Linked DNA regions of Mus musculus: region 1 is linked to region 2. Evidence: chromatin loops called from intact Hi-C (ENCODE). Cell type or tissue: heart. All regions are shown on one strand.

The links. A loop is a pair of places that touch in the nucleus more often than their neighbours do. Peaks named below come from ENCODE experiments on the same cell type or tissue, not always from the same donor. Only the 100,000 strongest peaks of a DNase experiment are listed, where the experiment ranks them.
Region 1: it touches region 2 in a loop (2.0-fold over the local background); 6 of 42 quality-filtered maps call a loop at or near these places.

Annotation. Positions count from the first base shown.
Region 1 is chr7:118,817,419-118,825,418 of GRCm38, reverse strand. The region is part of intron 26 of Vps35l (VPS35 endosomal protein sorting factor like); the gene reads right to left. Among named protein-coding and RNA genes, the nearest start is that of Gm26147, 11 kb to the left of the region's middle. In heart, no CTCF peak of the experiment used is centred here; a DNase peak (open chromatin) is centred at 3,868.
Region 2 is chr7:118,762,165-118,770,164 of GRCm38, reverse strand. Vps35l (VPS35 endosomal protein sorting factor like) reads right to left here. Exons shown (of 31, transcript NM_027815.4): 9 at 3,741-3,800. Among named protein-coding and RNA genes, the nearest start is that of Vps35l, 26 kb to the right of the region's middle. In heart, a CTCF peak has its summit at 3,929 (motif pointing left); DNase peaks (open chromatin) are centred at 3,817 and 6,044.

The sequences.
Region 1 (8,000 bases), 55 kb before region 2:
GTGAAGTGAGGCGGGACTCAGCTCATTCCTGTGTAGGTGGAAGGGTCTTGAGTGGCTGACAGCGCTATTGCTTCAAGTCTGGACTGATTCTCTTGCTGCACAAAGAAATAACCACTGAGCTAGGCACTGTGGTGCAAACCTGTAACCCTATACTCAAACGGGTGAAGCAGGAGGATAGATGCTGTGGGGCAAACCTGAAATCCCACACCCAAGAGGGTGAGGCAGGGCTATGAGATCCAAGGCATCTGAGGCTACCCAGAAATATTGTGCTGGAAAAATAAGCCAACACACACTGACTTGTCTGAAGGAATGAATGCATGTAATACACATCTATGTGTGTGTGTGTGCGCACACACACACACACACACCTGCACACATGCACGCAAGCACACACAAAGCTCCAGAGTTCCAACCAAGTAACATTTCCAGAGAATTATTTGAAAAGTAGAGACATTTGAGAGAGATATGAAATAACCTGTAAAACAAGAGGGCTTCCAAAGCCAGGAGAAAGGAAGGAGGAGAGGAGGAGGGAGTGGGAGGACCAGAGCTCTGGGGAAGGTAGAGAGGGGAGCTCTTTGTAAACCTGCCAAAGTATTGACCGTGATAAAAACCCTCAAGGCAAGCACTGGCCTGAGAAATCAACCCTTCCACTGCTTAGCCACATCAAACGGGTTCACGGACCAGGTCACTTTTTTACCGGAAAATGACTTCCAATGACATGCAAGAATGCCGCAGCAGGGTGCAGAATCCTGGGTTAAAGCAGGAACCCCAACTGCAGGCCTGAGGGGCTGGCTTGATGGCAGATGTTGGCCTCCCAAGGAACAAAGGGCTGTGGTTAACAAGAAAATCCTGTGCCTGAACTTGAGGGGGTGGCTAACTTATCTTCTTTTTTCAAGGAAACACAGCGTGAAGAGGCTCATCGTGGAGCCTCCTGTGAGGCAGCTGAGCTCTGGAAGCTTCCCTGCCAGGCTGGTGCCCACATCCCTAACTAGCCGAGTTACTAAGCAGTAGTAGCAGCCGCTGCAGCAGCACAGGGCACTTTGGTGGGCACCAGGAATATTCAGGGGGAAGATGGAGAGCAGAGCTGATGTCATAAAAGTGGCCAAGGGTCCCATGGGCTAATTAATTAGCACTACTACACAGGAGCCTGTTCCAAGCTCTGGGCTAGAATTAAGGGAGCAGCTGACCTCAATCATGTTGAGGACAGAGGTAGTATGGGGCTAGAAAAAGGAAGGTGCTTTTGAATTTAGCCTGCTTCATCTTCTAAGTCTCTAAAGGAAACTATTCCCCTTTAGAGAAAGGCAGATCCTTCTGCTGCTCCGCTAGGGCCGAGTGTCTAAGAACGTTTTCAGTGTGTCATTTCTCCCGGCACCCCCACACTGGGGCAGGCCAGCACAGCTTACCTACCTGGGACTCCATCTGCTTTGGCCTCTGCACAAACCAACCCCTCCTCTACTAATGCACCTGGCAGCCCACACCGCTCTCCAAATGATGCACCTAGTGGCATCAATCGTACTCTAGTTATGTCCAGGTGGGAGAGCAGGAAGGTGGATCTGGCCTGAGCTAGTTTTAAGCTGTACGTATGCAATAAGGCCACCTGTGTCCTCAGCGGGAAATCCCATTTACCACCCTATGCCTATGCATAACTGGGCATGCAAATGATTAAAGTCGGGTGCATCATGGGTGGGAAGGGATACAGGCAGTGGAGAATGGTTATATAGCATAATCTGTCGATCAAAATAGAGAACCACCCAAAAAACTAGTGCCTAAACAACCACACTCCTCCTCCTGAGCCCCATAAAAGGAGGCACCAAACAGCAGCCTGTGTCACTGAGTATCCTTACAGCTCCCTGTCAGTCTTGACAGTGTATTCCCTCCATTATGTGCTATATACTTTATGTATAGGAGTACACTGTCGCTGTCTTCAGACACACCGGAAGAGGGCATCAGATCCCATCACAGATGGTTGTGAGCCACCATGTGGCTGCTGGGATTTGAACTCAGGACCTCTGGAAGAGCAGTCAGTACTCTTAACCGCTGAGCCAGCTCTCCAGCCTGTACTATCACTTTAGACAGTGTTCTTGCTGCTCTGTAATCTGTGCACCTTTATTCCATCTTCGTCCCCATTTCTATTAATGTTTTTGAGAATTTCATCCGAGGTATTTTGTTCATATTCATCTACTCCCCAACTTCTCCAAGATCCATCTCCCCCTGCCCCGCATCCACCCAGCTTTGTGTTCTCTTTGGTTTTTGAACCCATCAAATACAGTTGGGGCTGCCCGGATACTCTTGCATACATGGCCTTCACTGTGGGGTGGTCAACCCACCAGCGGCCTCACCCTTACAGAAAAACGAGTCTCCCTTATTTCTTCTTAAATAAAATGCCAAGAATCTGGAGATGCCTGGCTCAGACCCTGAAGGACCCTGGTGTTATTAGACAACACTATGAATGGTTTTAATGCCGCTGCACTGTACATTTAAAATAATAGTGTTCAGGCTAGTGAGATGACTCAGTGTGCAAAAAACACTTGCTGTGCATGCCCAATGTCCTGAGCTCCATTCCTGAGATTTCATGTAATGGTAGAAAGAGAGAACACGAAAGGGTTTTGTCATCTGATCTGATCGCCATGTGTTTACTGTGACATGTATACACACACACACACACACACACACACACTGTAAACAATTATACAATAAAAATAAATAAAATAAAATTTGAAGACTGGCCGGGCGTGGTGGCACACGCCTTTAATCCCAGCACTCGGGAGGCAGAGGCAGGTGGATTTCTGAGTTCGAGGCCAGCCTGGTCTACAAAGTGAGTTCCAGGACAGCCAGGGCTATACAGAGAAACCCTGTCTCGGAAAAAAAAAAAAAAAAAAAAATTGAAGACTGTTGCACAGGAAAGAATTCCATGTCTCTTACAATCCTGGACACAGACCCTACAGTAGAATCTGCTATTCTTACTTTCTTAAATGATTCTTCTGTCAGAATGCCTTCTAATCATTTGTCTTTCTGCCAAAAGACCTGCTTATCGGGTCAGAGAAGCTTCTGTGTGGCAGTGGGCAACAGTCAGTGGAGAGATGCATAGCTGGTTAGTGCTAAAAGGGGCCAAGCACGCGGCCTAAAGAAAACATCTATACTGAACCCCCACCACCACCACCACCGAGGCCCAGAGGAAGAATACAAGAGCCAGAAGATGGGGAAAGGCACTGGGAGATGCTGTTTTCTGGACAAGATGTGGCCGTCCGTCACACTGAAACTCACAGCAGCTGTGCTATCTGCCTGAGACCTTCATAAGACAGGGAGCCAAGAGCCCAGCATAGAACCTCCATGCCCTGAGCCTCACTGAGACGCTACTGGCATCTGATAGCTGCGAGGAGAGCTTCCCCATGCTCCAGTGAGCGTCCACGTCCATGTACATATGGGTAATTCTACCTCAACTCAGTGGTCACCAAAACACAAATCAAACAGACTTAAAACTTGGAAGGAGGATCGGGTCAGAGGGGAAAATAGGGGCACGGAATTATCAAAAATAAAGAAAAATCTAAATATATAAGAAATCTAGCCCAATTAGTTTCAATTATGTTGTATGTTATGTATACTTGACTACAATAAAAAAGACAAAAGAACCAAAACTACACCTGACATTCCCGGGCTTCCCAGACCTCCCAGCAGAGGCAGGTGCCAGGACTCTACCATGTCTGTCTGTCTCCTGCAGAGAAGTTCACGCCCGGTGACTCTGCTGCCCTGGAAAACTTTCTGAAGCTCCAGAGCAGAGCACTCCGCAGGGGGACCTGAAACTGCCCCACATGGTCGTTACTATCTTCCTGTGTATGTGTGTGCTGCTGAGTGGCCCACACAATGTCTATTATTACCCATTAAAGTGGCAGCAGCTTTGTCCTTGGCTCCTCTCACTCACCACACCCAGTTCCTATCTAAAGGAGGAACTCGGTTATTTAAGGGCTAGGCACAAAAGTTCCAAGGCAAATTCTTATTCCATTCCCAGAAGGCGCACCGCACCCCATACAGAAAATGTCTGGAGACTTCCCCAAACAAAACTCAGTTAAAAAAAAAATGTCTGCAAGTGAAAACAGGTTTTCTTCAGTCTAGAGCTGAAATGACCCTGTCAACATCCAATTTCCTGTTTAAACAACAAAACAACAGCAGCAACAACAAAACACAAAACTGTAACTTTTAAAATGTTTAACAGATGGGAGTCTTCACTATGTTGACCAGATTGAACTGGATCGAAACTCCTAGGTTAAAATAAAACCATCCAGCCGGGCAGTGGTGGCACATGTCTTTAATCCCAGCACTTGGAAGGCAGAGGCAGGCAGATTTCTGAGTTTGAAGCCAGCCTGGTCTACAGAGTGAGTTCCAGGACAGCCAGGACTACACAGAGAAACCCTGTCTCGAAAAACCAAAAAAAAAAAAAAAAAAAAAGCCATCCTCCTGTCTCAGCCTCCACCTGCTGGGGATGCAAGTTTTAGCACAGCCAAGGCTACCTATACAGAGAAACCATGTCTTGGAAAAAAAAAGTGTATTGCTACTTCATAAGTGTAATTTTGCTACTGTTATTTATTGTAATGTAAATATCTGATATGCAGGATATCTGATATAGGACACAGGTCCCCCACCCTTAAAGGGCTCACTGCAGCCACTGTAGCAGAATCAATGAATTCCAGGCCTCAAAAAGTAAGGTAAATGGCTCTGGAGGAACAAAACCTGTTACTGACCTAGGATTGTACATGCAAGAGTACACATAGGTGCATTTACACACTCACAGACACAAGCATGTACACACACACACACTCACACTCACAGGAGCACACACCAGGTCCTGAAAACTAGATGTGTTGCAACCACAACATGAAGATGCCTTTGGCAAGGCCACAGGGTCCAGGGGCCAGCCGGCCACTGAGGTTTAATCCTGTTACTGGCCACCTGCGCGTCTGCAACAGACTCTGCTCTTAAAGCGACACGAGGGCCACTGTTTCAATGATGCCAAAACGGAGCAAGCTTTACACAAGTACAGATGCCTAGAGACATTTAAGTGGCATATTCATTATGGCTTAATTGTTACCACTGACAGCTTAATACAACCTTGTCTTCGCCACACGGATTCGGCTACATGCCCTTTCCGTTCGAGTTGGACATCAATATTTAATGTGGAGGTCCGCTGGAGACATACAAATTATTTCCAATTTTCATCATCACCGAACCAACGTTCCAAAGGGTGTCAATCTACACTCTCTCTCTCTCATCCCAAGAGTGTCCAGAGCTCTACACTGAGCCCAGCTTGCTTGGCTCCCAAGTTACCTCCTACGTGCGGGACAGGGCAGGTGTAGGGACTGTGTGTCCTCCCTGCAAAGCACCCAGAGGGCTGTGCATTGTGTCTGTGAGTAGCAAGCCTAGCTTTCCCTAAGCACTATGGATTAAGCATGGCAGCTCATATATTCAACCTCAGCACTTGGGAGACAAGGAGGGAAGGAGCTGAAGTTCAAGGTCATCTTTGGCTTTAGAGCAAGTTTGAGGTCAGCCTAGGCTACTGTGACAGTCTCCAAAAAAACCAAACCAAACAAAACCCAAACAACAACAGCCACCCAGGCCTGGGGAAATGAAACCTTAGATAAAGTGCTGGTTTATGAGGTCTAAAGACCTGAGGTCATCTCTCTAGCCCCGGTGCAAAGCCCAGCAGGATAGCCCAGCCAGTGCTTCTATGGTAGTTGGCAAAAGACCCTGCTTCAAAACAAGAATGTCAGCTGGGCATGGTGGCGCACACCTTTAATCCCAGCACTCGGGAGGCAGAGGCAGGCGGATTTCTGAGTTCGAGGCCAGCCTGGTCTACAGAGTGAGTTCCAGGACAGCCAGGGCTATACAGAGAAACCCTGTCTTGAAAAAAAAAAATGTCCTTTGACCTCATATGCACACCACACACCATGATATGTATGCATTTGCACCGCACATACACCATATAAACACACATATGGAGGGTTTTTCACAAGTGTATCAAACAGGCAGTCTATGATGACAGGCATTTAGTACCACATGCGTTTCGGATTTGGAAGGAAAGTATGTGTTGTTATGAGGGGACTGCTCTTAATAGCAGTGCTTTCGAGCCTCCATGAAAGACGAAGCCACGTAGCAGATGTCATGTGCAAACCACAAGCTTCCTTCTCACCTATAAAACGAAGACAACCTATGCAACCTAGTAATGCAGAGAGAACAACATGAGCTGTTTGCTGGGAGTCTGGCACTCTCTACAGTAAGGACTCGGCCTATCTTCTAAATTCCATCTTCCCACCCCTTCGAAGGGACTATCCTGCTTCTGGCCTCCAGGCCTTTTCTGTGTCAGGCGTTCAGTCTCTAGGATGGCCTCCAGGACACGGTGAGCACCCGGCCCTCTCAGGTTCCCAGTGCATCTGTTTTGTGAAGCTTTTTGGCTCTTCTCAGACAACTCATTCCCTTCTGCTCCAAGAGTCCTCGGGTACACAGTGAAAGACATTTTTTTACAAACTGCCCTATGAACTAACAGTCAACAGACTGGCTCTCCCTCACTACAGCAGGGGCTCTATGCGCATCTTCATTTCTGGTGCAATGTTTTGCATATGAAAAATGAGCAAGAAAGGCCAGCAAGAGGATGGAGGCCATGGCTGGAGTGGAGACTCACTTGTGCCTCTCTGAGGTTCCATCAGTAACTTTATTCCCTAGTCCCCACACTCCCTGTGGCTTCATAACATTGCCCACCTGGGAACTGCTCCAGCTCTGACCAGAGTCCTCAGGGTTGGGGACACAGTCACATCCACTGCAATCAAGGCTTTCCTCACAAGAGTTACAACTGCGGCACTCCACACCGATGCTGAAAGCCCAGCGAGTGACAGACAAGAAGCAGTTTTCTCCTTCAAAAGTGGCTTCTCACCTTCTAGAGAGGGGAATGCAGAAACCCACCTACTGTGTGTCCAGCTGCCGCCTGTCCCTGAGCAAAGAAGCCACCAGCTCCCAGCAGTAGCCCTGCCGTGGGGTCTGCTCTACGCTTCTTCAGGTTCCTCCTGCTGACCTGCACAGCAGCTCCAACCAATATGCCCTCAGGCTGAAGCATATGCTAGGCCCCACTGCGCTTTATTTCACTATAAATGAAAAACTAAGTCCCTTACAGAAGGCTTGGGTGGGGCTGTCTGCCTCACAGAGGCCACTGGTCACGATTTATGCTCTCGCTCTGAGAGGTCTGCTACCATTGGTCTTTACTGTCCTTTCTCAATGGGGCTTATTCTGCCGCCCAGGCTAGCCTGAACCAGGATTCCCTCAGGCCTCAGCTTGTGAAGTCCTGGGGTCACAGGTTCGGGCTATCGTGCCTGGCTCTTCTACCACTGTCTTGCAATCTGGGGCTAGAGATGCAGTTAGGTTGGTAGAGTGATCCAGGCATACCCAAATCCCGGAGCTCAATCCTTAGCACCTCATGGATTGGGTGTGGCAGCCTATGCCTACAGTCTCAGCACTGGGCAGGCAGGAGGGTCAGACGTTCAAGGTCATCCTCAGCTACCAAGTGAGTAAGAGGCCAGCCCGCGATTCTATAAAAAAGAACCATCCACTCCTGTTTCCATGCAGTTCCCACTCATCTGTGAAGCACCTTCAGGACACGGGTGAGGTGGACACTGTGCCAGAAGCCCTGCTACCACAGCACACTGAGAGTAAGGCCTTGTGGCTTGGCGATCTGCAGGCAGGGCAGCAAGGACCTACTTGCTAGTTAGTAACAAAGGTTGGGAAGCAATAAGAGAGGGTGAGGATCAGAGACAGGCTGAGGACTGAGCTGGCCTTGCTTTGTCGTCTTCAGAGATCAGAGGGCGGGAACTGAAGACGGCTTACCAGAGACATAGCATATGAACTAAGCTCTGGCACTGACATTCTTTAAAAGTACACTGAAAAAAGTGAAAGTTATAAGAAGGGAATGAGGGCTGGAGAGATGGCTCATCGGTCAAGAGCGCTGACTGCTCTTCTGAAGG
Region 2 (8,000 bases):
AGATGGTGAGCTTCCAAGATGGCTGGCTTCTGCTTACCCTCCTGTCAAAAGCCTCACAGCACAGAAAAAAGGCCTCGAGAGCAACCTCTCTTGCCACCAGGATCCCCACTGGTGGGCTAAGTTCAGTGGACATGTTTATACAACAGTTGTCTAACTTTCTTCAAACTGACCAGCCTTACATTAGTAGAAGACAGAGGGCTGTTCTATCTGGGTGCCTGTTCTTCTGTCTGCCCCTCTCTGTTGTGTTCCACATTCCTCTGCTGCCACCTGCCATGCTCAACATCTTCCCTGCCTTCCCACTGTTATCTGGCAGTAACAGTAGCACGTGTGTGCCTTGTCTCCTTCACATTATAAATAAATGTCAAAACTGTTTAAAGAAGTGTGGGGGAGGGATGACTACATAGTAACATACACTACTTTTCTTCTTCAATTTTTCCTTTTTTCTTCTCTCTCCTCTTCTTTCTCCTCTTCCTCCTCCTCCTCCTCCTCATCTCCCTTCTTCTTTTCCTCCTTTTTTTTTAAAAAAAAAAAAAACAGAGCCAGTCTTTCACCATGTAGTGCAAGCTAACCCAGAATCCATGATCCTCCTGAGTGCTGGGATTACGGTATGAGCCACCGAGCCTGGCCTGGTGTGTACTTGGCATAACCCTAAGATATCCTAGCGTTCTCCAAACTCAGGAGAGCTAACCACAGTTCAAACTCCTGAGGGCAACGAGCTCAAGAATTAGCGTCTCCAGTCCGGGAACTGATTCAGACGGAAAGAATGAGTGCAAATGTCACCAGCTTCCTCCCCCACATAATTCTTCAGGCAGAATTCTGCAGAGAAATTCAAAGCTTTTCTCCTAGTTTCAGTTGAGAGTCATTCCTCAGTTCCCTGACGACTGTGGACCAAGTTGTCCTCTCCCTCTGGGCTCTCAGTACCAGAGGAAAGCATCAAGGGAAGATGTTAAGGGAAAGGGAAACACAATGACCAAACCAACTGCAAGAAAACAAAAGCCTGGGCTAGCCTGGGCAACATAGCAACCTGCCCCAAAACAAAAACAAAACAGACCCTGATCTGTACTGCTCTCAGCTAAAGCAAAATATTCCAGTTAAAATTGCTAACTACTATATTCAAATGAGGAAAACACCCTTTGATGTTGTACTTGAGTTTGGGTAAGACCAATTAGGGATTTTTTCCTTATTTGGGCCTAACATGTTGTTTGGGGAAATGGCTGTAGTAGACAGAAAGTCAAATGACTCTGAGGGTCGGGTGGGCCATCCAAACAAACGTGTTTATTTTGAGACAAGGTTCTGATAAGTTAGCCCAGATTAGCCTGCATCCTGCCTTAGCCTGGGGTTCCAGGACTACAGGTGCCATCGCTAGCCGGACTCCTTCCAAAAGTTCGTTCTTCATAAGCAATTGCATATGAACCAATGTGAGAAGCAGAAAGGTGTGGGCCACACCGAGATCCCAGTACCTGGGAGGTGAAGCACAAGAATCAGAAGTTCAAAGGTCATCCTCAGCTAGAGGGACTTCAAGCAATCCTGGGCTATGAGACCCTGTCTCAAAAACCAACCAACAAGGAAATGGGATTAAATGTATTTATTTTATTTGTGGTGGGGGGGGCACAGTGAACATCTGAGGGGGTCAGAAGAGGGTGTCAGATGCCCTCGAACTACAGTTATAGCTGGTTGTGAGTCCCCATCTGGGTCCTCTGCAAGTGTTCTTGACAGTTGGCCCATTTCTCCAAATGACCCCCCCACCCCCAGAAAAGGATTTGAAATCCTTGCTAGTAGGGCTGGAGAGAGCTCAGCTACTGAGGGCACCCGCTGCTCCTGTGAAGCACTTGAATTCTTTCCCAGCACCCACCCGAGGCGGCTCACACTCCCTGTGCCTCCAGCAGATCCCACCCCTCTCCAGGCCACACAGGGCTTCAGGCACACCAGTAGTGCACAGACATGCATGCATTTAAAAAAAAAAATCTGTTGTTGCGAAAGAAAACATACAAGTTTAATTCTGGCAGTCGGCTGAGGTTTGATACCCATGAACCACATGCTGAGCGTACATTCAATAAATAAATGTGTATTTCCCAGACCCCTGGCCAGCAGAGATGATTTTCCCACAGGGCTGGCCTCTGTGGGACTTTCTAAGCTCCTAAACTTACCAGAAGGAGACACTAAAATCTTGACTACAGTGTGGGGGTGGGGTGGGTCGGGTTGGAGGCACAGAACTGCTGTACGAGCCACAGAAGGCTGAGGAGGTACAGCATTACACTAACGTGCAGAGGCCCAGTCCATCTGGAGCACCAGCTTAACCTGGGACCAGTCTGAAAAGTTATTAGTGGCTTATATGGCTTTGGATGTGCAGTAAGTCTTATAATCCCGTGTCTTTTGTCATTTCTCATTTCTTTTTTGCTTTCTTTCCCCTTTCTGCAGTGTTGGAGATGTTCTATAAGCACTCTACCACTGAGCTGGACCCTCAGCCCTTGGGGGTTTACAGACAGGATTTCACGACGGAGCCCAAACTAACTTTGCACTCACAATCCTTCTGTCTCCGTCTCCTGGGTGCTGGTATAGGCTGAATTCCAGGCATGTTCCTCCACACCGAGCTACCTAGTGTCTTTTCTTTTTATACTCCGAACTCATTTCAGTTTGCCAGCCACATCTCAAGTACTCAAGAGCAACACGGGGCTGGTGGCCACTGGACCAGACAGTGCAGGCACAGCTGTGACCCTTCTGCACTGGGCCTACCCTTCTATGGCGAGACCAGGTAGCTCCAAGGGCTAAAGGGCTCATATAGACCTAAAGCTGTGTACAGCTGTTTCCTTCTGAGAGATGTTTGTATCAAAGTTTTAAGGAGATGGGTGGATAAATGGGCAGGTGAGTAGATGGATGGTCAGTGCGAAGACAGATGGGGGTGGAGCAGGGGGGTCAGGAGGGCAGGTAAACAGATGTGGGGGAGAGATAGATAGAGGATGGCTGAGAGGGTAGATGGATGATATCTGGGTGGATGGACAAGGAGGGCCAGGGAAGGGAAAGAGGAGGAGGGGGGAGAGAGAAGGGAGTGGGGCAGGGAAGAAGGAAGGGAAAAGGTTAAACTATGGGTCACTGCCACTATCACTGTCTCCTTGTCCCTGGGCAAGAACCGCTGCCAGGACCAGGATGAGGGACGAAATGACAGCCCAGGCAGCCGCTGCAGCTTGTGTGAGCTGAACAGGGCAAAGGAAAGGAAGCCGTAGCTGAAGATGCTGCATCTGAACACATCGTCACAATTGCTCCTGTGACAACACAAGTCCATCATCCACCTGTCCCATTAGAACCTCCTGGGAATTTAAAATTGATTGGCAATGAATTTAACGCCAACATCATTTATGTATAGGCTGAGGAGCTGGGGCATCTGCTACTATTGATTTATCGGACATCCCTTCATACATACGCAGTTTTTACTTAAGCAATTTGCTTCTTGGAGAGAAAGGCCCATATGAAACAGGAGCGTGGCTCTGAGCAGCAGCAGAGAAGTTGACCTGTAGCCAGGTCTCACTCCACCCTCTCCCCTTTTCCTGCATTCTAATGACTTGCCTGCTTGCAAACCTTCTGATGGCTCCGGACGACAGAGACAACCAGACTTCAAACACGTTTCTTTCAACACATTGAATTAAAAACCTTATCCATTTTCAATAAATCCCGACTTGATTAAAACCGTCTAACGGCGGTTCTGAGCAGGCTGGTGCCAGCAAGCCCAGGAAGCATGACATTACCTGGCAAGGCACTGCGGCTGTCCACACACATCGAGGAGATGCGCTCATAGACCAGCTTTCCTAGGACAAGAAGACATATGGTGTTGACGTCACACACCACAGGAGCAAACACTAAATAAATGTTACTAATTAGAAGCAGGAAAATGGCACCTGGCAGCAGGCATTCACTCGTGAGTGTATGCTGCCACCTAGTGGCACACACTTTTAGCCTTGGTTTGTTTGTTTTTTTTTTTTCCTGCAAAGAGGAAGCTGATTTTCACACGAATTCACGGGGTTTACCTAGGTAGTTAGGTTAAAAATAATTACAGAATGTTGTAGCCCTCAAGATTCGGGTCAGATATTCATTCTCTGATCTCACTGACTTGACTTCTGACCACCGGCCACTTATTTACATCTGCTGGCCTAAGCTGGGCATGGCTGGAGCTGAATCCAGTGTAGGGCACTTTCTGTGAAGTGTGGGGACACCTCGCTGCTCTGGCCTGAGTTCCAGGTTCTTTTTCTCTTCTCACTCAGGTGCTGATCGCCTCTGGCAGGGTGGTAGCTGGGAACGCACAGGCCTGGGCCCGTCTTGGAGCTTTGAAAGTCAAAGATTTGGGGAATGTGACTAGAATGTGAACTTTGGACCACATTGCTGCAAATCCTTGTGCGTGCTCAGGTGTGGAAGACACTAATTATCCGAGTATCTAGAAATGGTGGCCAGTGTCTGCTAGACCAATACTTCTCAGGCCAGCATGCGGCAGAGCCCTGGAGCCCCTGGAGCCCCAAAGATCACCATCTAGTGTGATGTCTCTGTCTATCCCAGGGGCTCCCGCAGAAGTGGTCTGGGTGCAGCCAAGATATGTCAGAGATGTCAGTGTACAGCCAAACTGAGAAGCCCAGCTTAGAACCTCACCCTATACACACACACACACACACACACACACACCCTGCAGACTCTGGAAGCCTCACGGAATGTGCTCCAATGCCAGTGCCCAGGCCCACTGCCTCTTTTCCTTCCTATGTTTTTCTAACCCAGGATCACAAGGGTGAAGAGAGAGAGGGAGACATTTCCTCTCTGCCACAGGGACACAATGGACAGAGGCACTGCTTGTCCCTGAGCACGCTGAGGAACAGCACACCGAGGGAGGGACTCTTACAAACTCCTTTACTTCCTATACAAAAGCCTGCCACCTCTCTAGAAACAGTCTTCAGGAAATACACCTCGCACTGTAAGCAGCTGCTAACTATGTCATTTCTGGCCAAATAACTTGTTTTTCTTTTGTTCGGGTGGTAGACACTGTCTGGGGAAATAACCATCTTGGCTAGAGTTCATTCTGCATGCGTGTGCGTGTGGAGGGACGGATGCCTGCATTGCGCATGTCCATGAGCAAAGATGAAGGTCAGGGGAGAATGTTGGGTCTCCTCTGTGACTCTCTGCCTTTATTCTTTTGTGTTGGGACTCTCATCAGACCTGGAGCTAGGCTGGAAGCCACCATGCCCCAGTGACCTTTCTGCCTGTGCCTCCCACAGCCAGCTCCGCCCATCCCTCACGTAGCTCCTGAGGATGTGAGCACGGGTCCTCACGCTTTCTCGGAAACCTCTCGCTCCATGAGCTGCCTCCCCAAGCCTTGGTTCTTTTCCTGACTAGTTTCTCACACATCGAAGACACCGTGACTGAAAACCACAGCGGTGACAGTGAACACGCTCTGAGCATGAGCTCTGTGCCCAGCACTACCCACGATTATTTACCATGTCCTGCCAGCAGCATTTAGGAAAGAAAACTGTTCTGTGTTCCTTACATGTCCGTTCAGGTAGTTCTCTCCAGAAAGTCTGTAACTTTAATTTTTTTTTTCTCAAAACCTATTTTAAATGATGGTTCTTAAACACTTTAACCTCTCTGCTAGCCCACCACCAACCAGAGGTGGTGGAAAAGAAAAGATACAGGGGAAGTGGACCTGTTTAGAAAAGTTCTTTAGAGCAGCTCCCATCTGTGTTGTCTGGAAATCGGCAGTTCAGTTCACAGGTTAGCAGCGGCAGCTCGATCCACTTGCAAACACTTCACAGATACACCAGCAGCACAGTAGAGTCAGGATAGCAAACAGGAATCGGCAGTGGTGGCACCACCTAGCAGGGACAGGCAGGCCCCAGCCTCAGCAGGAGTCAGCAGCAGGAGGGATTTGCACCAGCAGGGACATCAGAAGTTCTCAGCTGTGCCTCTCTCAGGAAAGCCGAGATCAGCAAAGATGCAAGATCAACAAGCGTTGCGCAGCTAGCCCTACCAGCAAGCCAACTCAGCCTTCGTCACTGTCCATTGAGTTCCGTTTATTCTCCCTCCAAACATCACGTGTCCTCCATGGGTCTTGCCTCAGCACATACGTCTGTCTCAGCTGACATCACTCTGCCAATCAGCCATGAATCTGAGGACGCAACAAAAAACTGCAGCACGCCACCAGGTTTTTGGTGTGTTTCTCTATGGAGTCCGGACAAATGGAACTCAAGAACACGTGTAAGGTGGACCAGTACATGAGTGTCATTAGCGAAGAACCCCTCACCATGGGTCCTTTCATGTGCTAGCGTTAGCAGAGCATCCTCTCACCTCTCATCCTCTCACTCATCTGCTTCAGTTCCTTCATGAGGCTGCCTGAGCCTTTCACCTGTGTCCACTTCAAGAAAACTCTCCTTTTTTGCTCCAGCGAAACACCAACCAACACAACTGACTCTCCAAAGAACCCTTAAGTTTCCACTTCAGTGTCTCCTATGCACCATTTCACAGGCAGAAAATCTGAATCTCAAACACATGACTGAAGAAGAGGCAGCAGCCAGGGAAGCCAGCAGCCCGCCTGCGCCTATGGCCTCCACTGAAATGCCTGTCATACTTCTGCTGTGTTCGTGCATCATGTGTGATGCCTGGGCCGTGTGCCCTGTGGTCCTGAACTGCAAGAAGCTCCAACCCTAGCTCATCACGCTGACAGCAGAGACAGGTTTGCTAGAACAGCACATGGCGAGACTGGCCACAGGACTCAGGATTTGTATCCAGACAAGGCAAGGCTCTCTCCATTTTTAAAAACTGGAGATGTGTAAGCACCATCATGGCCAGGCCCATTCCCCTTTCTCTGGCAACAACAGTACATGTTTGTGGGCCATCAACTCAGGCACTGGAAGTCAGCCTATGTCACTGCCAGATATCATGACCCGAGCCAGGCCAGTGAGGCAGAACCCAAAGGTCTTTGCACGCTCTGGGACCATCAGCAGTAATGATCTTGAGAATGAAGTCACCCCAAGAGAAAGTACCCGAAAGACAAAAAAACTCAATTACACCAAGTCCCTAGATCCAGCTGTACCTGAAAGCACTCTTGGATCTCCAGCAGGCTAGAAGGCTTCTTGTTGGAAGGGTTACAGACAAGACGTGCTGTGCTGTAAGCTCATGGACTCTGCTTTGCTAAGACATGAATGCCTCCATCTGACCTCCAGCTCTCGGAAGCTCACCTGTAGGTTCCTTCTGATGCCTCTACACTGTATTTACAGCTCAGAGTGCTGCTGGGCCAGGCAAACTGTTCTCCTTCAACCACCCCCTGCTACGCACCAGGCCACGGGGCCCCTGGGCCTTCAGATTAGTCTCTTCGCCTAGAACTTTCCACTAAGCTTAAAAGATCACTCTGTCTCCTACAAGAAGTATGAAACCAGGGTAATCCCAATGACCTCAGAGACACTGTGACTGCCATGTAGGAAAGACAGATCTGTGCTGACTGAAGACACAGGGAAATGGGCAAGCCGTGGAGAACTTCAGTGCATGCAGAAGACGCCTAGCTGTCCAGATGAGGAATGTGTCGTGTCAGTACCAGTTCCTGAGGCAGACACTGCAGGGCAGGGAGAGTGCAGGGAAGAGAGGCTGCGCTCCTGCGATGGCTCAGACCTTCACTGTCTCCTCAAGGACCATCTGTAAAAGGTGTGGGCTCCAGCACTGTTCTTGGGAGGTGTGGTCCCTTTAAGATAGAGGCAAGTAAACCTTACAGGCATCCAGAGCAAAGCCCCTTCTTTGTACCTATTTCTTTTATTACAAATATACTGATTGGTTCTTTATATCTTCAGAGGTTATTGTATTAAGTTGTCTATTGATAGTACTTTTATGACTGTAAATACTTGACTTTCCCCGTGTGGATTCTCATGGTAGACTTCAATTCGCGCATGTGAACTGAACACCGATCAGTATTTTTTACGACACCCGAGAACTGTTACACCTTTCATTTTATCTTTTAGGAAATCCCCGTCTTTCCATTTTTT